2 separate regions of the Homo sapiens genome follow, and region 1 is linked to region 2. A link is an interaction called in ENCODE POLR2A ChIA-PET data of the cell type or tissue named here. Cell type or tissue: PC-9. All regions are shown on one strand. Links, peaks and the distances in the headings refer to the core of each region. The heading gives the core; the rest is flanking DNA.

What was found. ChIA-PET counts read pairs that join two places held together with the same protein. Peaks named below come from ENCODE experiments on the same cell type or tissue, not always from the same donor. Only the 100,000 strongest peaks of a DNase experiment are listed, where the experiment ranks them.
Region 1: POLR2A ChIA-PET joins it to region 2 with 5 read pairs; 2 of 35 experiments call an interaction of 5 or more read pairs at or near these places.

What each region holds. Positions count from the first base shown.
Region 1 is chr11:3,415,246-3,431,330 of GRCh38, forward strand. It overlaps the pseudogene FAM86GP and the pseudogene ENPP7P15. Among named protein-coding and RNA genes, the nearest start is that of ZNF195, 44 kb to the left of the region's middle. RefSeq lists silencers at 7,024-7,163, 7,194-7,333, 7,834-8,043, 12,311-12,511. In PC-9, for the core only: no CTCF peak of the experiment used is centred there; DNase peaks (open chromatin) are centred at 5,296 and 7,606; H3K4me3 peaks cover 1,899 bases.
Region 2 is chr11:3,719,348-3,735,432 of GRCh38, forward strand. It overlaps NUP98 (nucleoporin 98 and 96 precursor), which reads right to left. Exons shown (of 33, transcript NM_016320.5): 13 at 15,844-15,977; 14 at 12,044-12,231; 15 at 5,756-5,872; 16 at 3,810-4,108; 17 at 1,365-1,478; 18 at 65-203. Among named protein-coding and RNA genes, the nearest start is that of CHRNA10, 56 kb to the left of the region's middle. In PC-9, for the core only: no CTCF peak of the experiment used is centred there; no DNase peak of the experiment used is centred there.

The sequences.
Region 1 (16,085 bases), core at 4,631-9,630, 300 kb before region 2:
CCAGGCCTGTGATGCCATGGGAGATGATGGCTGTGCTCTCGGAGAGTGTGACTGAGCCTCCCGAGGGCTGCACCAAGAGAGGGCGAGAGAGTCAGTCCAGCAATCAGAAGGCAAGTGGCTTAGAAGACAAGTAGCCATCCACCACATGGCTGAATAAACCATGACAGGACCAATCGCCACTCAGCAATGAGAAGCAGCTAACTGTTGACATGCCAACAGCTTGCACGGGCCTCAAGGGTGTCACGTGGCATGAAAGACACTCATCTCAGGCCACACAGGATTCCATTCATCGAACATTCCTGAGACAACGGAATTCTGGTGATGGAGCACAGGTCAGTGGTGGCCAGGGGCCAGGTGTGGCTATGAAGGGGTGGCTGCCTTGTGATGATTCAATATGCTATGTTTTTCCTTTGTGGTTTTCTGTATCTATGTTTTATCTTATTTTCTTTTGAGCTCTGTCACCCAGGCTGGAGTCAGTGGCACAATCTTGGCTCACTGCAACCTCTGCCTCCTGGGTTCAAGCAATTCTCCTGCCTCAGCTGCCCAAGTAGGTGCAACTACAGGCATGTGCCACCATGTGTGGCTAATTTTTCCACTTTTTTTTGAGACAGAGTTTCCCTCTCGTTGCCCAGGCAGGAGTGCAATGGCGTGATCTTGGCTCACTACAACCTCCACCTCCTGGGTTCAAGAGATTCTCCTGCCTCAGCCTCCCGAGTAGCTGGGATTAGAGGCACCTACTACCACACCCGCTAATTTTTGTATTTTTAGTAAAGACAGAGTTTCACCATGTTGGCCAGGCTGGTCTCAAACTCCTGACCTCAGGTCATCCACCTGCCTCAGCCTCCCAAAGTGCTGGGATTACAGGCATGAGCCACCACGCCCGGCCTGATTTTTGTATTTTTAGTAGAGACAGGGTTTCACCATATTGGCCAGGCTGCTCTTGAACTCCTGACCTCGGATCCACCCACCTCAGCCTCCCAAAGTGCTGGGATTACAGGTGTGAACCACCACACCAGGACCTGTCAAGTATTCTTTGAGGACTGGACACCAGGTCCTTGTGAAGCAGGTAGAGTGTGTCACCTATTGGACAAATGCCCAACAACCCCATGAGACATGCTGTTGTTGTTGAAGTGCTTGATTTACAGACAGGGAAACTGAGGCTAAAGAAGGTTGACGGACCTCATGTCTAAGACTGCAGAATGGGTGAGTCAGGATTTGAACCCACACCCACGTTTTCACTTTGTGCAGGAAGGGTATCTGGGCTGTGAGGGGGAGGAGGGTGCCCTTCTCATACCAGCAAATAGCTCGGGTGGCCCTGGGTGGACTCCTTGGCCATCAGGGTCTCTGCCAGGTCCTCGTACAGCTTGTCCAAAAGCTCTGTGTGGACAGCCTCGTGCTGGGGTCAGACAGAGTGAGAGCTTGTTTGCTTTCGTTCTAATCTGTAAAAATGGTCAGATGATTTTCACCAAGTTTGGAGGGGAGATTTGGGATGGAATGGTGTAATACCAGCCAGCTGGCATGTAAAATATTCACTTCATTGGGCATGGTGGTGTGTGCCGAATAGTCCCAGCTACTCTAGAGGCTGACATGGGAGGACTGCTTGAGCCCAGGAGTTCGAGGACAGCCTGGGCAAGAGACCTTGTCTCTAAAAAAAAAATTCACTTGGTAGGGAAACCTGGATGGGAGGGCCTTCAACGAGAGGTGTTGAGAGGGTAGGGTTAGGTGTAGTCTAGGGCAGGAGACAAGGATTCCGTGAGAGCTGCCACATGACCATGACAGAGAGGAGGAAAACAAAAGGTGCTTTTAAGTGAGCCCAGGCAGAACTGTGAGGGCGGCCCATGCTGCAGGCTGTGGCTGTCAGCAGGCTGCTTCTCCATGGCTGGCCCCATCTTAAGATTCACAGGGCAGCAACAATATACACTGGGTGACTGCTGCCCTCTCCTGGTGGCACAGGGCAGACCTGCTGGTGACCACAGATGCACCCTTTTGGGGAGGATTAGGGAGAAAGCAGGTATTGGAGAAGCAGGGGATTGTTTACTTGCTAAAAGTGTGGCCCTTTCACTAAGATAGGTCTGCTACTGCCTACTGAGGAATGGCCTCTCGACATCCTTATGTCAAACCCTGCACTTTCGGGCCCATCTTTAAAATCCATCCTAGGCCAGGTGCGGTGGCTCATGCCTGTAATCCCAGCACATTGGGAGGCCGAGGCAGGTGGATCACCTGAGGTCAGGAGTTCGAGATCAGCCTGGCCAACATGGTGAAACTCTGTCTCTACCAAAAATACAAAAATTAGCCAGGCATGGTGGCATGTGCCTGTAGTCCCAGCTTCTTAGGAGGCTAGGCACGAGAGTTGCTTGAACCCAGGAGGCAGAGGTTTCAGGGAGCCGAGACTGTGCCACGGTAATCCAGCCTGGGCAACACAGTGAGACTCTGTCTCAAAAAAATAAGTAAAAAATAAAATCCATCCTGCATCAGTCAGGAAAGAGCTCATTCCAGCAGGATCAATGCAGAGAATTCACCAGAGGAACTAGTTCCAAAGGTATGGCAAGAGCTAAACCTTCCAACAGGGGCCCATGGGGCAACCCAGAGACAGACAAGAGCAGGAAACTCCAAACCCTTCGGCGGGCAGGACAGAGGGTGTGGGTGAGGGTTCCAGTGCTGTGGGCTGGACCAGCCTGGTAGGAATGAGAATCCATATGCTAGGAGCTGGGGCCCCAGAGAAGCAGCTGCTGTGGAAACCCCAGGAGGCAGAGTGAGGGAGAGACACTGGCCTCCCCTTCTTCCTGCCCTGCACTGTCTCCCATGGGTCACACGTGGCTGCAGCCAGTTGCCTGGGGAGGCCCCTGTCATGCTGCTGTTTGCAAAGCAGGCCCAGGGCCTGGGAAGGACAGGGGCTCCAGCACGCAGGTGGCTATGCTGTCTGGCTACTGGGCGGACACTCCCCATAACGGACCTTTTTGGTGAGTTCTGAGAGAAAGCACCGGGCATACTTGACTGACAGCCGGTGCTTCACACACACAGGATGCTTCACAGTCTACGGCAAAGGACAGAACGTTGGTTGCTCGAGAGCCCGTCTTAAGTCCCCTATGAGCTTCAAGCCAACACAGCAGAGGGCAAACTCCAGGCTACCCGATCCCTCAGCAAAGATGTAGATGGACACAGCGTTCTGGCCCCATGCATCTGAAGTTTGTCTTAAGATATAAACCGTTTCCTAAAAATGCTTCCACTGCAGTGGCACAGGCTATGGCAGCATTTCTAATGCCCATTCTGAGCAGGAACACAGGGCACGTGGGCCCAAACCACCTCCCTCCCAGGGGTGCCAGTGTGAACCAGGGTTTGCAGTAAGGACAGTCGCCAACTGTCTGGCTCTATGGAAGAGGCGGGAAGGCCCACTTGGCAACTGCTCTCTTGGAGTGTGTGTCCCTGGGGACAGGATGGAGGGGAGGGGACGCTCAGGGTGACACTCCAGCTAAAGTCGAGAGAAGCCGAGTGCAGGACGAGCAAGTTCCAGGCAGTGGCAACAGCTGGTGCAAGCTCTGAGGTGGCCGCGGCCTGGCACTTGGAACGGAGGGCAGAGGGACTGCTGCAGCAGGAGGGGGGCGGTGGGAAAACAGGAGCCTGGAGGGAGAGGGAGGAGACGGTCCGCAGTGCCTGCTGGCTGGGAGGGATGCAGATTCTGCCCAAGGGCAGCAAAGTACCCCACGCAATACACAGGCTCTTCAGGCTGGTGCTGGTTTTTCATTTTTTCTGACACACAGTCTCGCTCTGTTGCCCAGGCTGGAGTGCAGTGGCCCAATCTTGGCTCACCGCAGCCTCTGCCTCCTGGGTTCAAGCGATTCTCCTGCCTCAGCCTCCCAAGTAGCTGGGACTATAGGCGTGCACCACCATGCCCAGCTAATTTTTGTATTTTTAGTAGAGGTGGGTTTTTGCCATGTTGGCCAGGCCGGTCTTGAACTCCTGACCTTAGGGGATACGTCCACTTCAGCTTCCCAAAGTCCTGGGATTACAGGTGTGAGCCAGTGCACCCAGCCTTGTGCTGGGTTTTAAAGCAGCTATCCCTACATTTCATGCTTCACCACCTACGAGAGTGAGGCTCAGGGTGAAACTCAGAGCAGGGTGCGAGATAACTTCAGGTATCTCCATGCTCGAAGCCCTGACCTACTGCATTGCCCCGAAAGTCTTCCCTCCTGTGGCTGCATCTTTTCCACATGGATAATCTTGGTTCACCTCTAGCACAAGAATTCTTCACCGGGGCCCCTAGGATGGGCTGGCTGGGTGGAGGTGGAGGATGTCTGCCTCCAGAGTTTGTATGGAAAATGTATTCTTCTGGTGCACTTCTCTCTGGGAGGGAGTCTATTGCTTTGTCTTTTCAGAAGGGCTCATGGCCCTTCAAAGGTGAAGACCCAGGATGCAGGGTGATCTGCACTTGGCCCTCAAGGCCAAAGTCAGGCTGTGGCTGGGCGGGGTGGTGATCCTGCCTCTCACCTGCATGCAGATGCTCTTGAGTCCAAACCCCACCCTGGGCAAAGTAAGGGCCCATTTAGGTCTAGAAGAGACAGGAGTGGGCAGGACAGGTCTCATGAATGCAAAAAAGAAAGTCTCTGAGCATCTACCAAATGCTAGAAGCTGTTTTGCACCTGTCATCTCTGTTTTTGCTGTAGATGGTTTAAAAAACTTTCCCTAGATTCCCCCCTCTCATGCAGATTTTTGTATATTCTGATGTCTTTGTCTAAGTCTTAGATAGAAAATGAAAGAGCTGGAGCTGTCGGAGGTGCCGACACCCACCTGCAGTGCTGACTCAATGTTCAATGTTCTTTGAACAGGTGTGTTTTTAAAGGGTACAAGCACACCTGTGGTTCTTCTCTCAGGTCTTCCGGAGAGATTCAGGAGGCAGGGTCATGAGTCCCAGGGACTCTGGGATTCTTACAAATATCTGGGATTCTGCAAAATATCCCGCAGAAGCTCAGAATCTGATGAGTCTCTTAACTTTGCTTCTAAGCTCTGTGTGGAGGGGAGAGAGAGAAATCTCAAGGGCGCTTTCACAGGAACATTAAACACGCAATAGAATGTGTTGGCAAAGCGCTGTGTGATCTCTCCCTGGGGACGTGGAGCCAGTTGGAAGTGGAAGCCACAGCAGCTGAAAGCCTGACCTTCAGATGTCGCAGGGTGCACCTGGATGAGTCACAGGAAGAAGGCTAGAAGACTGACTCTTGGCCGCATTAGTCCTGGCTACTTAGAGGCCACCTGGGTCATGGGCCAGCTCCCTGGTTGCACTGGTCAGCCAGGATTGCACTGGTTACCAGGGCAGCCATGGCACCAAGGTTTGATGGGCTTGCCATCTAAGTGGAAATGCAGAATGTGCCCATACCAGCCTGGGTTACATTGTCCTTTTACAGGGGCCTCAAGCCCAGCAGCGAACTTTGGCTCCCGAATTAGGTAGACTGTCTCGGCTGGTATGTGACACAGGGCAAGGCACTTCATTGCTTCAGAGCTCCTTCCATTGCCGTAAAAGGCCCTACAAGACCTGGTCCTAATCCCTCTCTCTGGCCTGTTCTCCCTCACCCCTGGCCAACCCTGCTCACTCCACTCCAGCCACACTGGCTGCCTTGCTGTTGTTCCTCAACCACAGCTGGCTTGTTTCCACCACAGGACCTGTGCATATCCTGTTCCCCCAAGCCCTTCCCATGGCTGGCTGCTTCACCACTCAGGCCCCAGTTCAAATGCCACCTCTTTGGGGAAGGCTTCCCTGATTCCCCGACTTTGGTGACTCTTCTCCCCAGTTGCTCCATTCACCATTTCCCTGTTTTATTGGCTTTAAAGCCACTCTCATCTGGTCTTTTCTTGTTTCTTCATTTCTTTGTTTATTCTCTGGCTCTCCCATGCAAGCAGACCCTCATCTGTCACGGGTACTGCTGATCCATGGTGTCTGGCTCATAGAAGGCATTTATTAAACATTTTGAGACTGAATAAAAACACTATCTAACACTGACATGCATTTACCATGAGCCAGGCACTGATCCACAGGCTTTTGTACTCAACCCTGACAACAACCCTAAGAGGTAGGTATCATTCTATCCCCCATTTTATTAATAAGAAAACAACAGCACAGAGAGATGCAGTCACTTGCCCAAGGTCACACAGGGCCAGGGGTTGGGCCAGGTTTCGAAGCAGGCAGGCTGTCTCCTGGGTCTGAACTCTCAACTACTGCACCCTAATCAAACAATCCCTCTGGTCAAATGTGAGTGGTAATAATAGTACCCACCTCGTGGGTGTTGAGGGTGAGCCCAAGTTAGCATTCAGCGTGGGCATGTGAACAATTATAGTCAATATTGAATGGAGACCTATGATGCTTTTATGAAGGTTTCTATTTTGGGTTAAAAGTGCACAAATTTCTCCTGACCGGAAATGATCTCTGAGTGCAAATATTTCATATCAATGGAATAACGCAAATGATTAAGCAACACCCCATAAAATGGGGCAGACCCAGGGAGGAATATATATCCAAACTCACTCATCCCAGTGAGCTCACCGCACATGAATTACAAATGGGGCCGGGTGCATTAAGCCCCTCTACTGGCAGAAGGGAGGCTGCTGCCTGCCATGCGCCTGTGCTGAGAATGGCAGGTCCCCAGGGAGACGAGAGGCCACCCCCTTCTCTGTCTCTTCCATCACAGGCGTGAGAACCTCAGAGCATGAGCCGATTCTGTGCAGTGCTCGACATACAGACGAGAACACTGAGGCAGGAGAGACAGCCTGTGACCTGGTCACTGCGCTCAGGAGGACGTGGTTACCCGTGGTCCTGAGGGCGCTGACTTTTTAGAATGGGCGAGGGCAGCTCTGTCCCAGTGACCAGAACGGTTACTGTCTTTAAAAAGTCGTGAAAATGATCGTGAACTGTACCCCACAACGAGTGCGCGTCTGCCCCCCAAGACGGTGGAGAGGCCCCCAGCTTCTCCCGCCAGCTCGCGGGGCAGGAGGGGTGCGAGCAACTCTGGCCAGGCCCCAGGGACGGGGACCGGGTCGCGCGGACCTGACCGGCGGGAGCCCAGGCATTCACGTGGCGGGAGCGCTGGAGGCTTCAGCACGGAGACCCATCCCGTCTGCCCCTGGACTCCCGCGAGCCCCGCGGGCCTCTCCGCTCGCCCCGCCGCCCACCTGCCAGGGGAAGGAACGCAGTGCGCGCGCCGCCAGGAAGCGGCGCTCGAAACTCTGCAGCAAGAGTTCGGTCCCCGCGTTCTCCTCGGGCACCATGACGGGGGCGGGGCCGCAGCGTTGCCGGGAGACCGGGCGGAAGCCGAGCCTGGACTGAAAAGGGGGCGGGCCCAGGGCAGTGCGCGGGGGCAGAGAGGGGGCGGGGCCTGGGGGTAGGCTTAGGATGAGAGTCGTGGGAGCGGCTCTAGGGCGGGGCCAGGATGAGCGTTATGAGGCGGGGGCCTGGGGTGGGGCCAGAATGAGCGTCTTGAGGGCGAGGCCTGGGGTAGGGCCAGGAGAAGCGTCGTTGGGGCAGGTCCTGGGGAGAGTTCAGGTTGGCGTGTCCTGGGGCGGGGCCAGGACAGGGCGATCCTGGAAGCGGGGCTTCGGAAACATCCAGGTTGGAGACGTCCTGGAGGCGGGGCCTTGCGTGGGGGCAGGATAAGAGTCCTGGAGGCGGGCGTTAGGGTGGGGGTAAAGGACGATTGGGTTCAGGAGGCGAGACTCGGAGCAGAGCCCAGGAGACAGGTCCTAGGGCGGGGCTAAGGCCAGACCCGGAGAACGGCTCAGGAGGCGGGGCCAGGGCGGGGCGTTGACTATGTCGTAGCACGTGGCCAGGCGCTGCTCGGACTCTGGGAGGCGGAGCTTAGGACGGGCCTACGTGGGGAGGGGCCCAGGGTCCGGGAGGCGGGGCCGAGTCCGGGCTGCTGGCTGCGCTCAGGAGGCGGGCCCTGGGAGGCGGAGCTTAGGGAGGGGCCGGTGTCGGGAGGGACCCAGGGACTGGGAGGCGGGTCGGGGCTGGGCTCAGGGGCCGAGAGGGAGCTGGGCTTGGGGCGGGGCCGAGACGGAGCGAGGGGTCCAGGGTGTGAGAAACGGGGAGGGGTTTGAGGAGGGGATTGGAGCGTGGCTCAAGTTCGGGAGGCGTTACCTGCGGAGAGTTTGAGGCAGGCCCAGGAGCGAGCCCACGGTCTGCCGACGCGGAGCCAGGGACGGGCCCCAGGATCCGGAGCTTCAGGCGGGGCCGAGTCCGGGTTTGGGGCCCGGGAGTCGGGGCCGGTTAGGGCGAGGGTCCCCGGGATCGTCCGGTCAGGCCTTGGGCCAACGTAGGCACTCTCGCAGTTCCTCCGCCTTCAGGAAGGTCTTTTTGGCAGGGGCCTTATGGGTGCGCGCTTCGGTCCTGGAGGCGTTATCCTAGCCTCCTCTCCATCAGCGCCACCCGTCCGGGGCCCGATAGGAGGGAGTTTTCCCTCTGTCCCCCACCCTTTGGACTGTCACCAAACAAGCCATTCGTTCACCAAATACTTATTAAGCGCCTACCATGTGTCTGGCAAGGGAGATGTAACAGTGAGAAAAACTAGGTGTGGTCCAGGCCCTCCAGGGGCTCAGGGGCTCGTGGAAGAAGTGGACATTGAGGTACTTATCACACAAATAAGTATAAAAGTACAATAGCGATATCTGCCACGAAGGCGAGCAGACAGAGCTAGCGGGGCTTCCAGGAGGAGTTTTGATCTTGCAGGGACAGGAAGGAGGAGTTAGCTCCTGGGGGGCGGGATTGGGGGTGGTGGTGATATAGACGTGGGGGACAGAGTGGAAAACAACAAAAATATAATTATTTTAGTTCAAAGTTATTGTGTCTTGAGTTGAAAGGCTGGGCAGTTAGCAACACAGTTCAGATTTCAGTACTGCCCCTGAAATCTGAACTGTGTTCAAAGTCTAAAACGTTTACCTTAGCAAATCCCTCATAAAACTCCATTTGGAAGAGTCCCGAGAGCTAATTTGTTCAGTGTACTTGCAAAAGGTAGATGAGGAGACAGACAAAATCTTATTACCTCTTTCAGATGAGAGGCACTTGAGCCCTGCTCAGCTGCGAGAATAAGAGAGGGGAATTAATTCTATTTGAATACACGTGTTCTCTCACAGCTGTTGTTCCCCACCAGAACCAAATGAGCGCAAGATCTGACAAAGAAAAAAAAAAAAGGTTCATCTTTTATTCCCCCAAACACTTTCATTTAAATCAAGAGGGTGGGATGTGGTTATTGCTGTGTTTTTAGACAGAATCAACAGTTTCTGGGTCTGAGATATTGCATACACCCTCTCAGTCCCTGTATCCTGAGATGGAGTCACCTGAGAATCCACAGCATGTCCTAACCTGGGATGGGTCTGGGTGATTAAGGAAGGTTGGCTTTAGAACTGGGCCGGGGCACTGCTTTGCTTTTGCTGTTTTGATCAGCTCTCTGCCTGCAGGAGAGAAGGAAAACCAATGGGAACAGGTTAGTTACACTCATAAATCCTGGGCTTATTTTATTAACTCACATAATAGCTATTAATTGCCTTTCCTCCAAGGAGCAAAAGGGCATATACGGTCAATACTATAATAAGTACCACTGTATTATGTTATACTAAAATATTAATAAATCGAGGTTGGTTCAGTCTTTCCTGATTCCATAGATTGGAAGCGGATTGAGGAAAGACCCTAGCGGACCACAGAGCTGAGCCATGCACACAGAAGAAATCTTTTCTTCTTTTGTTTTTTTTTTTGAGACGGAGTTTCGCTCTCTTGTTGCCCAGGCTGGAGTGCAATAGCGCGATCTCTGCTCACTGCAACCTCCACCTCCCGGGTTCAAGCGATTCTCCTGCCTCAGTCTCCCGAGTAGCTGGGATTACAGGCGTGAGCCACCATGCCGGGCCATTTTTGTATTTTTAGTGGAGACAGGGTTTGAACACGTTGGCCAGGCTGGTCTCAAATTCCTGACCTCAGGTGATCTGCCCTCCTCTGCCTCCCAAAGTGCTGGGATTACAGGCATGAACCACCGCGCCCGGCCAGAAGAAATCTTTATCTTGGTGTGCGGGCTCCGATGAGGGACAAATGTCATCTATCTTGGATCTGAATCTGGAAGGATCAAGGCACTGAAGGGATTTTTTTGTTTCAGAGAGTCTCCCTCTGTTGCCAGGCTGGAGTGCAGTGGCATGATCTCGTCTCCTGCAACTTCTGCCTCCCAGGCTCAAGCGATTCTCCTGCCTCAACCTCCCGAGTAGCTGGGATTACAGGCACGCGTCACCACGCCTGGCTAATTTTTGGATTTTTAGTAGAGACAGGGTTTCACCATGTTGGCCACGAGTGTCTCTTGAACTCATGATCCATCTGCCTTGGCCTCCCAAAGGGCTGGGATTACAGGCGTGAGCCACCACGCCTGGCCTCACTGAAGGGATTTTTTAATGTCACGTGGCTCTCTCAGGTGCGGTGTGTTCGGGTGCAAGTGAAGATTAGGACTGATACTTAAAACCAAACGTAAAATTCCAGGTGGTGTTGCTATGGGGAGCAGCATTAGGACAATCTGAGTGGTTTCAGTTGCAAGACTGTGCGTGTACGTGCAAGAACTACAGTCAAGGTTCAACTTCTGGCTTTTAGGGTCTCTTTAATAACAGTAATAACAACCTAAGGCAGTTTAACGGTATGGAATGGTTGCCTTTTAGAAGTTAAGCTATGGGCATGGAAGTTCAATCAGTACATTGAAGTTTTTCCTTTATCTCTCCTATGGTTAATGGTTTCTGCAGAAAAGGACCTATTGATTTCTTTCTAAAACGTTGCTTCAGGGTGTAGAGACCTTTATAGGTCATGTTTCAACTTACAGAAAATTTTATAGTTCAAATATAAATTACATTCAATGTGGACTTTGTAATAGAATTGAAGGTCAAGTAAAGTTTCCACTTTTCTTAGGCTGTTTGCAGTGCCCAGCAGGCCCCATCATATCGAGATGGAAGTTATGTTAAAGGAGGAGATTGGTCAGGGAAGGGCAGAATAAGGAATATGGGCAGCTCAGGCTAATGATACAATGATTGAGGTGTAGAAAGAGGGCCAGGCACGGGATAACGCCTGTAATCTCAGTGCTTTGGGAGGCCAAGGCAAGAGGATCACTTGAGGTCAGGAGACCAGCCTGGTCAACAGAGTGAGACCTAATCTGTACAAAAAAAAAAAAAATTAGTTGGGGATGGTGGTGTGCACCTGTAGTCTCAGCCACTTGGAAGGCTGAGGTCAGGGGATCCCTTGAGCCCAGGAGTTTGAGGCTGCAGTGAGCTATAATCACATAACTGTACTCCAGCCTGGGTGATAGGGTGAGGCCCTGACTCAGAAAAAATTGATTCAGGGAAAAAATTGGAAATCTTAATCCTCCGTACCCAGGACTGTGACCTTATTAGGAAATAGGGTATTTGTAGATGTAATCAAGTAATGATGAGTCATACTGGATTGGGGTCTGCTGGTGAGAAAGCAGATGCAACGACAGGTGTCCTTATAAAAGGAGAGAATGAGGGCCGGGCGTGGTGGCTCATGCCTGTAATCTCAGCACAATTTGGGAGGGTGAGGTGGGCGGATCACTTGAGGTCAGGAGTTGGAGACCAGCCTGGCCAACACGGTGAAACTCCATCTCTACTAACAACACAAAATTAGCACTGCGTGGTGGCGGGAGCCTGTAATCCCAGCTACTCAGGAGGCTGAGATGGGAGAATCACTGGAACCTGGGAGGCGGGGGTTGCAGTGAGCCAAGATTGTGCCACTGCACTTCAGCCTGGGTGACAGAGGGAAACTCCATCTCAAAAAAATAAAATAATAGAGGAGAATGTCAGATAAAGACAGAGACACAGGGAGAAGGCAGCCATGTGATGAGGGAGGAGAGACTGGAGCGATGCATCTACAAGGAACACCAAGCATTGCCAGCGGCCACCAGAAGCCAGAAGAGGCAAGGAAGCATTCTCTCTTACATGTTTCAGAGGAAGTGAAGCCCGGCCGACACCTTGATTTTGGGCTTCTAGCATCCAGGCCTGCGAGACAATACATTTCTGTTGTTTTCAGCCACCTGCAGGGCCCTCGTTGTTGTTGTGTTTTTTTTTTTTTTTTTTTTTTTTTTTTTTTGGAGATGGAGTTTCACTCGTGTGTCCCAGGCCGGAGTACAATGGCGCGACCTCGGCTCTCTGCAACCTCCTCCTCCCAGGTTCAAGCTATTCTCCTGCCTCAGCCTCCTGAGTAGCTGGGATTACAGGCATGCACAACCTTGTCCAGCTAATTTTTGTATTTTTAGTAGAGATGGGGTTTCACCATGTTGGCCGGGCTGGTCTCAAAATCCTGACCTCAAGTGATCGCCTGCCTCAGCCTCCCAAAGTGCTGGGATTACAGGCAAGAGCCACCGTGCTCGGTCTTGTGGTTATTTTTCTAGACAAGATCCAGCTGTGTCATCCAGGCTGGAGTGCAGTGGTACAATCTCAGCTCCTGCAACCTCGACCTCCCTGGGCTCAGGTAATTTTCCCATCTCAGCCTACAAGTAGCTGGGACTACAGGCTTGGCTAATTTCTGTATTTTCTGTAGAGATGGGGTCTTGCTATGTGGCCCAGGCTGGTCTCAAACTCCTTGGGCTCAAGCCATCTGCCTGCCCTGGCCTCCCAAAGTGCTAGGATTACAGGCATGAGCCACTATCCCTGGCCACCCTTGTTAAAAAATAAAGAATTTCAAGATGGTGATGGCAGATTATTAAACCACAGTGGGGACTCCTCTGTGTCCCTGTGGGACTGTCCAGGTTCAAGCCCATGAAGCCGGCCCTGGCTGCTGGGTTCTTGGAGTGCTGGACCTCCCGTGGCATGTGGCAAGGAGTTGTCATGGGTTATCACGACATATGATGATCAACTACGGGAGACCCAAAGACCACTCTGTCCTTTTTCCGACGAAGGGCTGTGTATGTCACACTAGCAGCAAACAGAACCGCAAGAGCTCCAGTGACAATGCTGAGCCCGATCACTGTGCCTTGCAGAGCAGATGCCGTCTGTACCTCCCTCCTGTTAAGAAACCAGAGGGTTTTTAATTGCCTGATTATTAAGAGGCTGTTCTGGCTGCTCCTGGTTCCCTGGGAAGTTTTCCATCTAGCCGCCAGTGAGTATTCATTATGGAAATGAAGTGTACATTGAACCCAAGAAAATGCTCACTCTAGAGAAATCTCATAGGGCAAGTCGTTGAAAGCCGATTTACTAAATGACCTCTTCACCAAATGACCCATTTGCCTAATGACCACTTTGCCAAATGATCAATTTGCTGAAAGCCAATTCGCTGAAAATCTGTTTGTGGGATGTCCTGCTTATCAGTAACTGACAGTCAGACGCAGCTTATCCCAGGCTCCCAGTGGGATGTGGGACAGGGGAGGGGCTACAAAATAGTTGTAGCAAAACTCCAAAACTTAAAAAGCAGAAAAATCCTCCATAATTTGGTGAATTGGTCCTTCATTTAATTAGTTTTGTACAAAAGGGACTGCTTTCTTTATGTTCACAAGGAGATCATGGGCAGTGGCTTACAAGAAGAGAAAGGATGTATATCACCCCTGCCCTCCCCTCTTTTCCTTTTTTTTTTTTAAAGCAGGAATCGGAGTGCCGTAGTACAATCACAGCTCACTGCAGCCTCCAACTCCTGGGTTCCAGCGATCCTCCCGCCTCAGCCTCCCCAGTAGCTGGGACTACAGGCATGTGACACTACATCCAGCTAATTTATTGTAGAGACAGGGTCTCACTATGTTGCCCAGGCTGGTCTCAAGCTCCTGGCCCCAAGTGATCCTCCTACCTCGTCCTCCCAAAGTCCCAAGTATGAGCCACTGTGCCCAGCCCATTACTCCTTTTTGCATGTAATTGCTTTAAGCGTTCGTTAGATCACTGGACAGTATCCAAGTCTCTCCTGGCAAAAGGAAAGATAGCCAGTGTTTGTAAACAACCCACAAAAGAAGGCAATAGCAAATTCTGAGATGATTTTATTCTTCCTTTGTATTACCCAAATTGAAGGGGTTTGAAGTCTTGAGAATTTGCAGTCTCGTTTCAGACTCTCCCTTCTCCTTTTTTCAGCATCGAGGGAACAGCAGGGTTTTGCTCCTCCCCTATGAAGAGCTTTCTGTGCTATTGAAGGAGGGCTGATTTCCGTATCTGGAAGGGGCATCTTGGAGACAGACTATACACAGTGATTTCCTTAGGACCGGAAAGATTACAGCCCAACTTTCTCTATAGAGCACAGTCCCTTTGCCTAAAAGGCACTATGTCAAATGTTACCAGCAGGTCGAGGGATTCCCTACCTCCCGTGCTATCTGTATGGAGCTGTTGACATCTTGTTCCTGGGGCTCCAAAGCTGCTGGGAAACAGGATTGTTCTGCTTGAATTCCCTCCTCCCCACCATGAGACCCCTTTTTGATTCTTTTCTATGTCAGGACAGAGCAGACTCTGCTGACAGTTTTCTGGCAGCTGCTTTTGTGTCTCACCTGGCTGCTGGTCATAAGAGTTCATGAGCATTTCCTGGGTGACTGCCAGGGAGCCGTTGTGGGTTTGGGGGTGACTCCCAGGAGCTTACACACGAATGGGTAGATGTGGATGCTGTTAAAAGGATCGGCCAGGCGATTCCTCTTGAAATCTGGCCCGAAAGCTCTGAATATGATGTTCATGTCCATGAGGACATTATCAAAGCCATGGCTGCCTTTGCTGAAACACATTATAATTCTCTGAAAACTAATAACAATAAAAAAGCCATTTTAGATTCCAATCCGCTGAAAGAAAACTGTCCCTTTGTTAATGTCATGCTTGTTGGATCCATGAAGTCTTTGAGAATTTAAACTACAAGGACACTGCTCTCTGTGGTGGTGGAGAGAATACCAAGGATTTAAAGGTCTTTAAGAAAGAGAATGTAGAAAGTGTACCCATTGGAAACAGCAAGATGATGATAATCGTACTGACAGTAATAATAAGCTCAAATATATAGAGCTTACTATGTATCATGAATTGTTCTGAATGCTTCATAAATATACGTTCCCTCCTTTACCGTCATGGCAGCCCAGTAAAGGCGCCATTCCCCATTTTACAGCTGGGGAAACTGAGTTACAGAGCTTGACTGCACTGAGTCAACAGGAGCAAATGCTAGATCAGGTAATGGAACCCAAGCAATCTGGTTCCAGAGCCAAATAAGTGTATTTTTTATGGTATAAATACACATACATACATTTTTAGGGGAAAGGTGGGGGTAGGATGGGATGAGGATTCTGGGTAATTGCTTGGTAAATGCCAAATACCTTTCTTGTCTGTCCTTCTTTTCAAATGATAAAATAATGTCAATTGCAACACTTTTTTTTTTTTGAGACAAGGTCTAGCTGGAGTACGGTGATGCAGTCATAGCCCACTGCAGCCTCAAATTCCTGGGCTCAAGCAATCCACCCACATCAGGTTCCCAAGTAGTTGGGACTACAGGCCCACACTACTATGCCCAGCTAATTATTTTAATTTTTGTAGAGATGGCAGGTGGCGGTGAGGGGCGGGCGGTTTTGCTATGTTGCCCAGGCTGGTCTCAAACTCTTGACCTCAAGTGAACCTCCTGCCTCAGCCCCACAAAGCTCTGAAGTTATAGGCACGAGCCACTGTGGCTGGCTACAATACTATTTATTTATATTTTAGACCAACAGATATTATAGCATATAAGAAATGTGATGTTCTCTGCACATTGAAGAGTTGGTCTAATATTTGCCCTGGTGGATACAGAAATTGCCTGTCTGCTCCGCTCTGGTTGAAGAAACCAGTCCGACTGTCTCTGAGGCTATGGAGCAGTCCATCAAGAATGAAAGCCCTCTGCCAGGCACATTGGCTCACACCTGTAATACCAGCGCTTTGGGAGGCCGAGGCAAGTGGATCACTTGAAGTCACGAGTTTGACACCAGCATGGCCAACATGGTGAAACGCTGTCTCTACAGAAAATAGAAAAATTAGCTGGGCCTGGTGACACGTGCCTGTAATGCCAGCTACTCAGGAGGCTGAGGCAAGAGAATCACTTGAACCTGGGAGGCAGAGGTGGCAGTGGGGAGCTGAGATCACACCACTGCATTCCAGCCTGGGCG
Region 2 (16,085 bases), core at 5,457-10,456:
TATGTTTACAGAAAAAAAAATTGTGATTTAGCTGATAATTTTCTGTATGTACATAAACTCTTACCTATTTAGCCCTTCACCCACAGGTGGTTTTTGGTTATCATCTAAGTAGACAACTACTTCTTTCCTCCGGATATGCACAATATCATCCAAATTTAGATTTGTCAAATTCACATCTCCTTCAAAATAGATTGAACCATAACCTATAAATCAGAGCAAATAGTTAAAAATTCATTCTGTATGAAGGCAAATACCTACTTTACAACTATAGTGATTAAACAATCACAAGGAGAAAGCAGTTTTAAGTATTAGTATTTTAAATAATTCAGCAATTCCTAGACTGGTAAGAATGGGGACTTAGGGAGAGTAACTTCAATTACACTGTTATCTGATTTAAAATCTGCATTTTTCTTTTCTTTTCTTTTCTTTTTTTTTTTGGCAAGGTCTTGTTCTGTTGACCAGACTGAAGTGCAGTGGTCCTGTCTCACTGCAGCCTGAACCTCCTAAACTGAAACAATCCTCCCACCTCACCCTCCCAAGTAGCTGAGACTACAAGCACATATCATCAGGCCTGGCTCATTTTCTTTACTTTTGGTAAAGGTGAGGTCTCACTATGTTGCCCAGGCTGGTCTAGAACTCCTGAGCTCAAGTGATCCTCTCACCTCAGCCTCCCAAAGCGCTAGAATTACAGGTGTGAGTCACTGCGACAGGCCTAACATCTGCATTTTTATAAAACTCCCATTAGCCTCAAAACAACCTTCTTAAATCTCTTCCCATTTATCTATAATGACGCTATATAAACAAACCTTCGCACTTGGCCTGGCATATGGGTTAAAATGCCTGAGCTCTTTTTAATACAATATAGCACAGTGGCATTTCCCACAAGAAAATTATCAGTAATAATAACATGAAGTTCATGCTAAGTGTTATACATCTCTTGCCTATTATTCAATTTTCTCAGAAGTTCTTGGTATTTCCAGTATTTTCTTTAATTACAGAAAATTAAAATGACCCAAATAGTTACTAGCACCAAACAGGTATACCTAAGCCCAAAGAATATTATATGGTTCTGTGCTTCTCAGGAGGCTGAGGCAGGAGAAATGCTTGACCCCAGGAGTTGAGATCTGCCAGGCAATGTAGCAAGACCCCATCTCAACAGAAAAAATAAAATAAATAAAAATAAAAAAATTTACATGGTTCCAGTCTTTCTTGTTTTGTTACTTATCAATCAAAGTATTTAAGATTCAGGCCAAGGTGGGCCCAAATGTAGGAAAATGAAGATTCAGCTATCAAAAGCTTCCCCTAATTACAAAAATAAGGTGCAACTCTCTGGCTTAATCACTAAGTGCTAAACTCACACTTACCTTTCCGACCAATAGTGAAATCAGAGACAATGCACTCTCCTTTTTCATTGGTAATTTTAGCAAGGTCATCCATAGATGGAATAGTATAGTAACCAACCTTAGTGAGAATAATACCTGTGACAAAAAAAAAAAAAAAAACAGAAAAAAAAATAACCTGAAATAATCAGCAACTAAATCATCATATAAAGAGAAAATATATCAGAATGAAGAATTTTCCAAACTACTTTTCTACCAAACATGATTCCTAGGAGAAGGGGTGTGTGAGTGTGTGTGTGTGTGTGTGTGTGTGTGTGTGTGAAAAGCTTCATGGTCAAATAGGTTTGAAGAACATACATATGATACATCAAAGAGTCTAAAACTTACAGTAAATAGCCTATTAAACTCTGCTTAACCTCGTGTTTTTCCAGATTTAACCACAGAACATTATTTTCAAAGGACACCCATTAACATCCCGGACTATAAAAGGTATCTCATAAAATACTCTGAGAAAAGCTTAATCAGCTTTTTATTTTATTTTACACACAAGGATACCAAAACCTACAGTGGAAATAACTTGTGTTGGCTTATACTGTAATTTAACAATAGAAGTAGATATAAAACTCCAAACCCAATTCTTCTTGTTTCATTGCCTGTTTTGCATAAACCTCTTTTATTTTTCAAATTTACACTCCCAAATAAAGAGCTAAAAGAAAGATGAAAAATCCAGCCAGGCAAGGTGGCTCATGCCTGTAATCCAAGGACTTTGGGAGGCCGGGGTGAGTAAATCACTTGAGGCCAGGAGTCCAAGACAAGCCTGGCTAACATGGCAAAAATCCATTATCTACCAAAAATACAAAAATTAGCTGGGCATGGTGGCGGGTGCTTGTAATCCCAGCTACTCGGGAGGTTGAGGAAGGAGAATCGCTTGAACCTGGGAGGCAGAGGATGCAGTGAGCTGAGATCACACCACTGCACTCCAGCCTGGGCAACCAAGAGTGAAACTCGGAAGGAAGGGAGGGAGGGAGGAAGGAAGAAAAGAAGAAAGAAAGAATAAATTAAAATAGAAAAAAAAATACCAAAATAAAAAAAGCAGAGCGCTGAAAAACTCAAGGAAAGTAGTGGAACGCTGGTGTGCTTGCTTGCTCTATTCACTCCTTGTCCTACTTGTAGTCAGATATAAGGCTAACTTGCTCTCTGAGAGAAAAGTATTTCAGGCCAACATCAGACCAAACTCCAGCCTCCAGCAACACCCACTTGTATACTTGCTTCTTGGGAAGGGAACTCTAAATTGGGTGGCAGCAAACAAGGTAAATGAAAAAACTAGAATATAAAACTTCCTATTAAAAAGATATATAGTAGCATAATAAATTCATGTAGAGATACATACACAAATACAGATTAAGCACCTGGAATTCTTTTTTTTTTTTTTTTTTTTTTTAGGAGACAGGATCTTGGTCTGTCAACCCAGGCTGGAGTTCAGTGGCATAATCATAGCTCACTGCAACCTTGAATCCTGGGTTCAAGTGATCCTCCCACCTCAGCTTCCGTAGTAGCTGCAACTACAGGTACATGCCACCACACCTGGCTAATTACTTTTAAGTTTATTGTAGATATCAGGTCTTGCTATGTTGCCCAGACTGATTTCAAACTTCTGGGTTCAAACGATCCTCCCACCTAAGCCTGCCAAAGTGCTGAGCCACCACACCCAGGCTACCTGGGATTCTTACTGTCAAAGTATAAACTTCTTTCCTTATGATACTAAGTAACCAAATATATATATATATATAATGGCAATAAGAAAACTAAATATAAATTTTGGAGACACTTCAAGAATACCACAAAACACCCAAAATGGGCTGGGCATGGTGGCTCATGCCTGTAATCCTAGCACTTTGGGAGGCCAAGATAGGAGGATCACTTGAGCCCAGGATTTTGAGACCAGCCCAGGAAACATGGCAAAACAAAAGATGCAAAACTTAACGGGGTGTGGTATCATGTGCCTGTAGTGCCAGCTACTCGGGTGGCTGAGATGAGAGGTCCTGATCCCTGGAGGTTGAGGTTGCAGTGAGCCAAGACTGCGACACTGCACTCCAGCCTGGGCGACAGAGCGACACTGTCTCAAGAAAAAACAAACAAACAAACAAAAAACAATAAGCAATCTATCCGAGTTTACAAAGCCAGGGAAAATATCAGGATAGTCTCTTTGGCTATAAAATTTGGGTTCTTTAGACTACACCAGGATAATTAAAGATGTATCAATTTTCATACTCTAAGGTCCAAAGAGTATGTGAACTCTGAATCAACTAAAGCATAAAACTGTTTAAATATTAAGCTCTCCTATGTGGGATCACATAAAATAATACTTAAAATGCCAAACAGCTGACTTCCATATGTTGAATATCTGCAACAAGCAAGTCATCTCGAATGACTGGTAAGAGATTAAACATGCACCAATCTGAACCTGACCTGCTGGGTGCATATGGTAAGAATTATTTTCTATTTCTTCTCGGTCATCCTGAAGTGACTCATCATGAAAAGACGTTTCTTCACTGCTTCCTTCCAGCCCATTTCGCAAAGCAGCACGCATGTTTAATGCAACAATGGTATCATCCACACTGTTGCTGTTGCTGTGTTTATTTCCAGCACTTTCTGGGGTTTGAGGAATAGGTTTGGCAATAGGGTTAGTATAAAAATGTGAAACAAGGGAATCTTCATCTCCATCCTGCTGGTGATTCTCATCAACAGGTTTGCTTAGGAAACTAAATCTGCAAAGGAAAAGAAATAATACCTTAGCCTCTTGTAGTAGTAATAACAATGATAATAGCTAACTAATACCGAGCCTTTACTAAGTGCCTGGCACTGTTCTGGATAGTTCCATGTATTAAAAATTCACTTAATACTTACTACAGCAGTACTGTGAAACAGATAATTACTATCTCTATTGTATACTCTCCTATATGGAATCAAATAATTGGTTAATTTTAAGATTAAAAACTGAAAAAAATGTTAGATTTTTAAGATTACAATCAACAAAATGTTAAAAAATGCTTTATAAATAATAATAATAATAAAAAACACTAGAATTTTATCCAAAAGAAAAAAAAAACAGGAGTACAAAGGTGTCTATACAAAGGGTTTCTTTTTTTTTTTTTCTTTTTCGTGATACAGCCCTCAGGAGGCCCTGAGAACTTGTGCCAGTATATAAGGATTTTTACTGAAGCACTGTTTTGAGTACAGGAATACCGGATAATCTAAATGTCCACTAACAAGGAACTGGTCAAGTTATCTTACATTCACAATAATGACTTATGCAATCATTAAAAAAGAAAAGACAAATATATTCATACAGATAATGGAAAGGCATTTCTAATAAAATAAATGGAAATAAGCAGGTTACAGAATATATCATTCGTGCATAATCTTTATATAATAAAATATATTTATAAAGAAAGAAATTTCGGCTGGGTGTGGTGGATAACGCTTGTAATCCCAGCACTTTGTGAGGCCGAGGCGGGTGGATCGCTTGAGGTCAGGAGTTCAAGACCAGCTTGACCAACATGGCGAAACCCTGTTTCTACTAAAAATACAAAAAAAATTAGCTGGGCGTGGAGGTGCATGCCTGTAATCCCAGCTACTCAGGAGGCTGAGGCAGGAGAATTGCTTGAACAATTCACATCAGAGGATACAGTGGGCCGAGATCGTGCCACTGCACTCCAGCCTGGGTAATAAGAGCAAAACTCCATCTCAAAAAAAAAAAATAAATAAATAAATTTCTGATATGAAAGAATATATACCTAACTATTAAGAATCACTGTACAAGGCTGGGCACGGTGGCTCACGCATGTAATACCAACGTTTTAGGAGGCCAAGGCGGGCAGATCACTTGAGGTCAGGAGCTCGAGACCATCCTTGGCTAACAAGGTGAAACGCCGTCTCTACTAAAAATACAAAAATTAATCAGGCATGGTGGCGGGTGCCTGTATTCCCAGCTACATGGGAGGGTGAGGCAGGAGAATCGCTTGAGCATGGGAGGCGATCTTGGCTCATGCCACTGCACTCCAGCCTGGGCGACAGAGTGAGACTCTGTCTCAAAAAAAAAAAAGAAAGAAAATCATCACAGACAAAATATCCCTTAAAGGGCTAAAGGGTGTCAAATACATGCTAACCCTGTCCAAAACAAGATACACAAATACCAAAATAGTTCTGAAGCACTAAATCAGAACTCCAATAATTTTAAGGTTTAATGAATTCAAAAGACAAAAATATGATTTGATTTCTAGGCGCTCATAAGCTTGTAATACTTCTATGTAATATTCATCAAACTTCATAAATTTTCATAAATTCCTAAGAATGTCTTAAAAATGAGACTATAACTCTCTACTAAGAAGAACTCAAAACAGAATTCAGTGTACCTCTCTCCATTTTCTGGATATTCAGATGGTGAAGCTAGATTTTCTGAATCACGATTAACAGGAGAAAAGAGATTGCTATTATTAAGGTTCTTCAAAACCAACTTCTTAATGCTCTTCCTATAAACAAGAAACCAAAAGAAGAAGAAAAAAATTACTCAGGCATACAGATATGTCCCAGACATTATCTTAAAAACTGGAGTCCAATGGTGCACTTCTGCTCAACTCTTGTACACCTAAGAATAACCTAACAAGTTTCATTTATAAACGCTTCCTAGGATTGTATAGCCAAAACACAAGGTGTCAAATACATTGTACTATGGTGTTTGGAAGAATAAAGCTGAACACCTTCAAGTCAAAGTGGAAAATCCCCTTGAAAACTGTCCTCCTCCCAGCTCTGAGCACTTTATCCAGACACTTCGTTCACTCATCACACTATGTTTGTATTTCAATCATCTGTATACTCTCCAAATGCTTTCTCTCTCTTTTGGCAGTACAAACGTATGGCTGTCTCACCATAGAACTCATAGTGCTGTCTTGAATGAAAAAGGTAAACAGACATTTGCTGACTAAAAAGTTTTTTCTTTTTACTTTCTTTGGTTTGCCCAAAGAGAGAGAATTTTTTAAAAACATGACAAGAAAGTATTGAAGTAAAAAATCCTGTTATCAAATAATGCAAATGATCGATCACAAATACCTAAAAAGTTCAGGTTTTTCTCTTTTTTCTTTAGACAGAGTCTCACTGTGTCACCCACGCTGGTGTGTAGTGGTACAATCGCTGATCATGGCTCACTACAGCCTTGACTTACCTCCCAGACTCAGGCTATTCTCCCACCTCAGCTTCCCGAGTAGCTGGGACGATAGGCACCCACCACCATGCCTGGCCACTGTTTTGTTGAAACAAGGTTTCGCCAGGTTGCCCAGGCTGGTCTAACTTAGCCTAATGTAAGAGCACTGTACTCATTCACTACAGAGTACACACTCTTTTCAAGTACACATGGAACATTTATAAACTAACAGTATACTGGGCCATTAAAGGAACTCTCAAATTTCTAAGAATTGCTATTGCTATCGCCTTTTACTTTTCATCTAGAAGTTAATAACAAAAACATAAAAAAAAAGAGTTGAACTAAAAGGAAAATTTACATATTTAAATGCATATATTTGAAAGAAGGAAAGCTGAAAATCAAAGGGGAGAGGAGAAAGGAACAAGATAATAATTAAATATTAATAAGATATAATAAATTAAAAACTGATGAAATAGGAAACAATCACAGGAGCGAGAACATCAATAATGCCATAAGTTAGTTCTTTGAAGTTACCAGTAATACTGGGAGATCCCTGGTCAAACAGAAAAAGAGAAGGCACAATAAAAGTCAATGTTGGGAATGAAAAAGTAGGTGTCCCTATAGACGCCACTGACATTAAAAAAAAAAAAAAAGACAAGGGTATTTTTAAACAACTTTATGCCAATAAATTTGAAATTTTAGTTATTGAAATGAATACATATTACAAAAATATAACATCAAAAGTCACTCAAAATATAAAATAAAAAGCTGAATAATCCTCTAACTCTTAAATACTTTTTCCCCCAAACAGTCTTATAAATACTACTTCAGACCCATCTATCATTACCAGTACCAAACATCTGATGTTACCATCAGATTAGATTACCAACTTTTCTTTCTTTTTTTTTTTTTGAGACAGGCTGGAGTACAGTGGTGGTATCATAGCTCACTGCAACCTTGAATTCCTGGGCTCCTGTGATGCTCCCACCTCAGCCTCCCAAATAGCTGGGACTATCGGCATGTGCCATCATGTCTGGCTAATTAAAAAAAAATTTTTTTTTAGAGACAAGGTCTCATTTTGTTGCCAAGGTTGGTCTCACTGGCCTCTCTAGTGATCCTCCTGCTTTGGTCTCTCAAAGTGCTGAGATTACAGATGTGAGCCATTGTACTCAGTTAGAAATTATTACCTTATACAAACTTTTCTAGAAAATAGAAAGAGGAAATACTCTCCAGTTTGTTCATGAGGTCAGCATAATCTTTATACCCAAACTGGGTAGGGACGCTGTAAGAAAAAAACGTTAGCTGAACACAGTTGTGCACACACACCTATAGTCCCACGTACTTGAGAGGCTGAGCAGGATCACTTAAGGCCAGCCCGGGCAACACAGGAAGACCTCATCTCAAAACAAAAACAAAAACAAAAACAAAAAACCCAGGTGAGGGTGGGGGGCAGTGTGTGGAATTTAATTAATGAACACAGAGGGCAGAACTCCTGAACAAAATTTTACAAAGTTAATCCTACAAGCAAGAAAGTTACCAAGCACTACTGAGGCATGTGGAAAGGACTTATGAGCCAATCTGAAAGGGCTCCTTGCTGCCCAAATATGAGACAATTTGAACATCACAGAAAACAATAACTGCATTGGACTGAAACATAGCAACTGGGGTTGGGGGTAGAAAGAGAGAGTAAATAAAGGTGGCATGGTGGGTTTCGCTGTAATTTCAGCACTTCAGGAGGCCAAGGTGGGGGGATTGCTTGAGCCCAGGAGTTCAAGACAAGCCTGAGTAACACAGTGAAACACCATCTCTACTATAAAGTAGGAACACGACTCTACAGAAAATTTTTTAAATATCAGCCAGGGACAATGGCGTGCACTTATAGTCCCAGCTACTTAGGAAACTGAGGTGGCAGGATCACTTGAAGCTAGGAGTTTGAGACCAGCCTGGGCAACACAGCAAGATCCTGTCTCTACAAAATAAAAAAAATTAGCCAGGTGTGGTGGCACGCACCTGTAGTCCCAGCTACTCGGGAGGCCAAGTCAGAATAATCCCGAGCCCAGGAATTCAAGGGTGCAGTGAGCTATGACAGCGCCACCGCACTCCAGCCTGGGTGACAGAGTAAGACCCCGTCTCAAAAACAAAAAAATAAACCAAAAATAGTGTCGCAAGAGTAGTCTTCATTGATGTGACATGTGAGTACAGAGCGTCAGGGTTAACTATATGGATATATGAGGAGAAGTGTTTCAAAGGGAACAATTGGGGCAAAGGCCCAAATAAATAGCATGCCTATCGTGTCCTAACAGGAGCAAGGAACAGTAAGTTTAGAGTGGAGTAAGCAATGGAGAGAATCGTAGATGTGTTCAGAGCAGTAATGGGAAATCCTACCTTTGAGGACTTTATATGCCAATGTAAGCACTTTGGTCCTTACTCTGAGTAAAAAAATGTGAACTACCTTAGGGTTTTGAGGAGAAAAGGGAAATGATCTGACTTATGCTTCAAAATGACCACTGTGATAGCAATGTTTAGAATCAGATGCAAAAGAGTAAGAGTAAAAACAGAAGAGTGGGGCTGGGTGCGGCGGCTCACGCCTGTAATCCCAGCACTTTGGAAGGCCGAGGCAGGCAGATCTTGAGGTCAGGAGATCAAGACCATCCTGGCTAACACAGTGAAACCCTGTCTCTACTAAAAAAAATACAAAAAAATTAGCTGGGCGTGGTGGTGGGCGCCTGTAGTCCCAGCTACTTGGGAGTCTGAAGCAGGAGAGTGGAGTGAACCCAGGAGGCAGAGCTTGCAGTGAGCCGAGATGGGGCCACTGCACTCCAGCCTGGGCAACACAGCAAGACTCCATCTCAAAATAAATAAATAAATAAAAATAAAAACAATAAGAACTGAAGAGTATATTGTGGTAATTCAGGCAAGAGATAGTGGTGGCTTGCACTAGGGTAATAGCAATGAATGTGGTGAGAACTATACAGATTCTAAGTAATTTACAGGGTAGAACCAAGAGGATTTGCTGATAACTTAGATGAGGAATGTGTGACAAAGTCAAGGAAGATTCCAAAATTTCTGACCGGAGCAACTAGAATGATAGTAATGCAATCATCTGAGACAGGTTTTGGGTAGAACAGGTTTGAGAAAGAAAACATGGACATGTTAATTTTAAATCAATTTCTTTTAGACATCGAAGTGAAGATGTAGAGTAGGGTAAGATACAAGAATCTTTAGTTTGGTAAAGAGGTCTGGGTTGGAGATAAAAATTTGGGAATCATCAGACTACAGATGATATTTAAAGCCATGAGAATAAATTGAAGCACTTTGGAAATAAGCATAGATAAAATGTGATCAACAACTGAGCCAAGGGCATTCTAATTTACAGACGGTGGAATGAAGAGGAACCAGTAAAGGGGACTGAGAAGCAGCAACCAGCAAGGCAGGAAGAAAACTAGGAAATTGTGGGGTCCTGGAAGACAATTATGAAAGTGAATCAAGGAGGAGGGACAAGATCAACTGCGTAAAATGCTTCTGTTACATTAAGACGGTTGATAGGTAGCTGGGCGTGGTAGCTCATGCCTGTAATCCTAACACCTTGGGAGGCTGAGGCTTGAGCCCAGGAGTTCGAGACCACCGTGGGCAACACAGAAAGACCCTGTATCTCCAAAAAAAAAAAAAAAAAAAAAAAAATTACTGGGCATGGTGGTGTGGGCCTGTGGTCTCAGCTACTTGGGAACTGAGGTGGGAGGATCACCTGAGCCCAGGGGTCGAAGGTGCAGTGATGTATGATTGCACCACTGCACTCCAGCCTGGGCAATGGCATAAGACTCTTGCCTCAAAAAAAAAAAAAAAAAAAAAAAAAAGGATGACGTTTGACAGCAACACCACAGAAGTGAGGCCAAGGAGGTCAGATGGTATTAACAACAAAATGTATGTCCTCCCACTCTAATCCTTTCTACTTGTATATTTGAAAATCCTAAGCCCTGGTGAAGCTGATCTCGAGCTACTGACCTGATGACTGGACTACTGTAAACCTTTTTACCTACTCTGCGCAAAAACAGTATATAAAATGCTAGGACAAGGCGGGGCACAGTGGCTCACACCAGTAATCCCAGCACTTTGGGAGTCTGAGGCAGGTGAATTATCTGAGGTCAGCAGTTCAAGACCAGCCTGGCCAACATGGCGAAACCCCATCTCTACACAAAAATTAGCCAGGCATGGTGGCACGTGCCTGTAGTCCCAGCTACTTGGGAAGCTGAGGAAGAAGAATCGCTTGAACCTAGGAGATGGAGGTTGCAGTGAGCCGAGATCGTGCCACTGCACTCCAGCCTGGGTAACAGAGCGACTGTATCAAAAAAATAAATAAATAAAATGCTAGGACAGACATAAATAATACACAGTCCCTGTCTTCAAAATAATTTACTGATATTCTAAGAAACACATAAAATTAGACTTTCCATCTTTGGTGAAGCAGTTACATTTTCTTTTTTTTTTTGGAGGCCGAGTCTCACTCTGTCACCCAGGCTGGAGTACAGTGGTGGGATCCCAGCTCACTGCAACCTCTGCCTCCCCAGTTCAAGAGATTCTCCTGCCTCAGCCTCCCAAGCAGCTGGGATTACAGAATTACAGACGCACGCAGCCATGCCCAGCTAATTTTGTATATTCAGTAAAGACGGGGTTTCACCATGTTAGCCAGGCTGATCTCAAACTCCTGACCTCCAGTGATCCACCCACCTCGGCCAGCCAAAGTGCTGGGATTACAGGTGTGAGCCACCATGCCCGGCCGGATTACTGTATTTTTAGGGAAAGAAAGTTGTGTGTAATGTTTTTAACGTATCACTTGAGCTGCGGAGGTTGAGGTTGCAGTGAGCAGTAATTGCACCACTGCATTCCAGCCTGGGTGACAGAGTGAGACCTGAACTTTTAAAAGCAACAACAAAAAAACCTAATTATTCAAAAACAAAACAAAATCATGCATATGTAAAATAAGAGGCATATTTATCAAAATATTTTTATGCTAACTATGAGTTATCCCTGGGAGTGATCGGGTGACTTTTATTCTTCTTTGTGATGTTCTGTATTTTTCAAATTATAAAAAAGTGGACTGGCTGGGCACAGCGGCTCACACCTGTAATCCCAGCACTTTGGGAGGCCAGGCGGCAGATCATATGCAGTCAGGGGTTCAAGACCAGCCTGGCCAACATTGTGAAACCCCATTTCTACTAAAAATACAAAATTAGCTGGGCGTGATGGCACACGCCTGTAATCCCAGCTACTCAGGAGGCTGAAGCAAGAGAATCGTTTGAACCTGGGAGGCAAAGGTTGCAGTGAGCAAAGATCATGCCATTGCACTCCAGCCTGGGTGACAGAGTAAGACTCTGTCTCAAAAACAAAAACAAAAACAAAGTGGACTGTATCACATCTATAATATATTTAAATAATTGTATATTATTTCATATTTAGTTTATATCAGTATTTTACACTTAATTTCTGTTAACAAAAATAAACTCACTTGGGCATGAATGCTCCATTGGCTAGGGATGGTTCATCGTCATCCAGCCCATCAAAGAGATGTGACTTGGCTGTGCCTGTTGTTTGTAAAGCCTTTGGCCGGACTCTAGTGGCAGGGCGGGGTGTCAGTTTATAATGAGTAGGTGTAGTAAGAGCCTTCTGGGCTGCTGGATTTGTTGGTTTCAATCTCTGAAAAACAAAAGCATCAAGGAAATTTTTGGTTTACTTTAAATGTACTGCACTGGCCTTAAAAATCACAAGACCAGATTTCAATCCTCATCTTTGTCATTCACCTGCTAGATACCTGTTGAAGTCTCTGTTCCCATAAAACAAGGATGTTAACACCCAACTTTGTACATGTTGAGTATCCCTCATCCAAAATGCTTGGGTCCAGAAGTATTTTGGATTTTTTTGTATTTTGAAATATTTGCATTATACTTACCAGTTGAGTATCCCAAATGTGAAAATCCAAAATCCAAAATGTCCCAATGAGCATTTCTTTTGAATGTCATGTCAGTGCAAAGTTTTGGATTTTGGAGCATTTTGGATTTTCAATTTTTGGATTTGGGAGGCATTATCTGTGTGTATGTGTGAATACTAACCGAACTGTCTTTATTGTTCTAGAACTGATTTTTACTCATCTTTCCAGCCCCCATTTAAAATTATTTGTCTGACATCTTTTAAAATGTAATCAAGATAATGAATCTGTTAGCTGGACAGTGGAAGCGTGCACCTGTAATCCCAGCTACTGGGGAGGCTAAGGCATGGGAATCGCTTGAACCCAGGAGGCGGAGGTTGCAGTAAGCCGAGATCGCACCACTGCACTCCAGCCTGGGTGACAGAGCGAGACTCTTTCCCCAAAAAAATCCAAAGATGATGAATCTGAAAAAAGTTCTGTAAATTAAAATGTACTAACACAACATATTAATATATCTTGTCCATTCTCTTCATCCTATGAGAGTTTAGCTTGCAATCATTCTGCTTTGAAAAACAGTATTTATGTTCATTTGATGAAAACATGATACCAAAAAAATCCTAAGCCATAGACATTACTTTTCAATTAAACCCAAAATCTTATACTTCAAGAAAAACTGAGATTCTGTCATGAATTAATATTCAACTTCTATGTAATGCAAGTTGCTCTGGGGAAAAAAAAGGCAGATACTAGCTTGTATTTATCCATCTTTTAGTAAACATTAATAATTAAACATTAAGTCAAACTCTGGGTACCAGAAATAAAGTTACTTCCTCTGATTACTGAGAAAACTACAAGTTAGTGGAGGACACACAACTAAATTTCAGGGTGCTTCAGATGGCACCTCTACAACATCCTGAGGATGTTCTATATTTGTTTTCCTAACAGCATAAATGAGATTACATAACCACTTCAAATAACAATGTCTAGCATATCTAGTCTGTCAGAATTTATTCTTCTCTTCCCAGTGCAAGCTGTTTACACTTAACAATGAATCTTTGTTATTCCCAGATTGTTGTGATCTTTCACAATTCTTTGGCTGGAATGCTTGACCTAGACTCGCCAAGCCCTACATATCCATACAAAAAAGTTAAATGTTCCTCTTCTGAAAACAAAGCCTTATCAAATTCATCCAAGCATCTATGATCTTTTCACTAGTATATTTTAAATTTTGTATTAAGATAAACCTCATGTGACATAGAATTCACCGTTTTAACGCATCTACTTCAATAGTTTTTAGTATATTTACAAGGTTGTGCAACCATCACCACTATCTGATTCCTGAAAACTTTGATGACTTCAAAAAGAAACTCAGTTCCTCTCAATTTCTTCCCTCTTCCCTTTGCAACTATGAAGCTGCTTTCTTTCTTATGATTTGCCTATTCTGGGTATATCATACAAATGAAATCATGTGACTTTTTGTGTCTGGCTCCTTTCACTTAACGTTTTCTTTCTTTTTGTTTTGAGACGGAGTTTCGCTCTTGTCATCTGGGCTGGAGTGCAATGGTGCGATCTCAGCTCACTGCAATCTCCACCTCCCAGGTTCAAGTGATTCGCCTGCCTCAGCCTCACGAATAGCTGGGATTATGGGCACGCACCACCATGCCTGGCTAATTTTTTTTTATTTAGTATAGATGGGGTTTCACCATGTTGGTCAGGCTGGTCTTGAACTCCTGAACTCAGGTGATCTCCCCACCTCGGCCTCCCAAAGTGCTGGGATTAAAGGCATGAGCCACCATGCCCACTGTGCCCGGCCTTCACTTATGTTTTCAAGGTTTCATCTATGTTATAGCATGTATCAGTACTTTACTCCTATTTATGGCTAAATGATATTCCATTATAGACTTATAAAACATTTTGTTTATCCATTCGTCATTGATAGACACTCTTCTATTACCACATACACTCTACTGAACCAGTGTAAACTTAAGTGCTTGTATGTCTGATGTTTGTCACTGGATAGCAACCTTAATAAATTCTTGTTTATTTTCATTTTGTATCCTCAGCACTTAACAACACAATGCCTTGCACATATTCAGCTACCTAAAATTAGGCTGCATAAATAATTGTCTAATCATTTACACATCACTTTAAAAGGTACTTTCATATTCATATCTTGCTTCTAGTATCTAGTTTACAGGATTAAATTTAAGAACATAGTAAGATCCCATTTCTCTTTTTTTTTTTTGAGACGAAGTTTCGCTCTTGTTGCCCAGGCTGGAGTGCAATGGCGCAATCTCGGCTCACTGCAACCTCTGCCTCCCAGGTACAAGCAATTCTCCTGCCTCAGCCTCCCAAGTAGCTGTGATTACAGGTGCCCACCACCATGCCCAGCTAATTTTTGTATATTTCATAGAGACGGGGTTTCACCGTGTTGACCAGGCTGGTCGTGAACTGAACTCAGGTGATCCACCCGCCTCGGACTCCCAGAGTGCTAGGATTACAGGCCTGAGCCACTGCGCCGGGCAGATCCCATTTCTTAAAACAACAAAACAAAACAACAAAATAAAAAGCTGAGGGATACATGTAATCACATAAGTGACTGAATAGTAGTTTCTGTATATTGAGCAATTTACTATGATCCTGGTATGCATGATCTCATTTAGCCCTCAACATTGAACACTATTACTCTTCCCATTTTACAGAAGAAACAAATTTAGGGAGGCAAAATGACTTTCTCATTTTCCAATGTCTCACAGATTATAAGCGGTAAAACAAGGATCAAACAGACCAAAGACTACACTTTTAACACCATGTGAGTAAAAGATCATGTTTTTACACTAGAGTTATAAGAGATTAAAGACAAAGCTATGTAAAAATCAAGAGGTTAAGATTTTGGTTATGCCACTTAAGAGCATTATGATTTGAGGAAAGTCAGCCTCTCTAAGCCTTAGTTTGCTTAATTATAAAATGAGAATAGGGCTGGGCATGGTGGCTTACACCTGTAATCCCAGCACGTTGGGAGACCGAGGCGGGAGGATTCCTTCCAGGAGTTCGATACTAGCAAGACATCATCTCAAAAAGAAAAGAAAAAAACTTAAAAAAAGTTGTTTTAATTAAAAATGAGAACATTAATATCTGCCTTATTTCAGGACTGTTGAAAACCCTCAGCATTGATCTTCAGTGTAGTGGTCATTTCACTGTCCCAACACCTTCCAGATACAGCAAAAATAATTTACTCCCGGCTGAGTGAAATAATATCTTAAAAAATTAATTACACCTAGCTTTGCTTAATCCCTTAATATATACAGGCAAAAAATTACATTCTGCACATTCAGTTTCTCTTTCTTTGATATGATATTTTACAGAAGTATCCTTAAATTTACCTCTTCCTTCTTCTTAGGGTCTGACATCGGATTCCGGAAGAGAGGAGAGTCTCCAAAAGGTGAGTATGTTAGACTATTGATGTGCTGCTGGAGAACAGCCTGCTGGGCAGCAGAAGCATTTGGATCTGTCAAAGCTTTTAAAAAAAAAAAAAGAAAACAAAATATATATATATATATAAATGCAAGGATACAATGCATTTGTAACACAGAGCTCGGTATTCTTTTTGAAGAAGTGGTCTTCA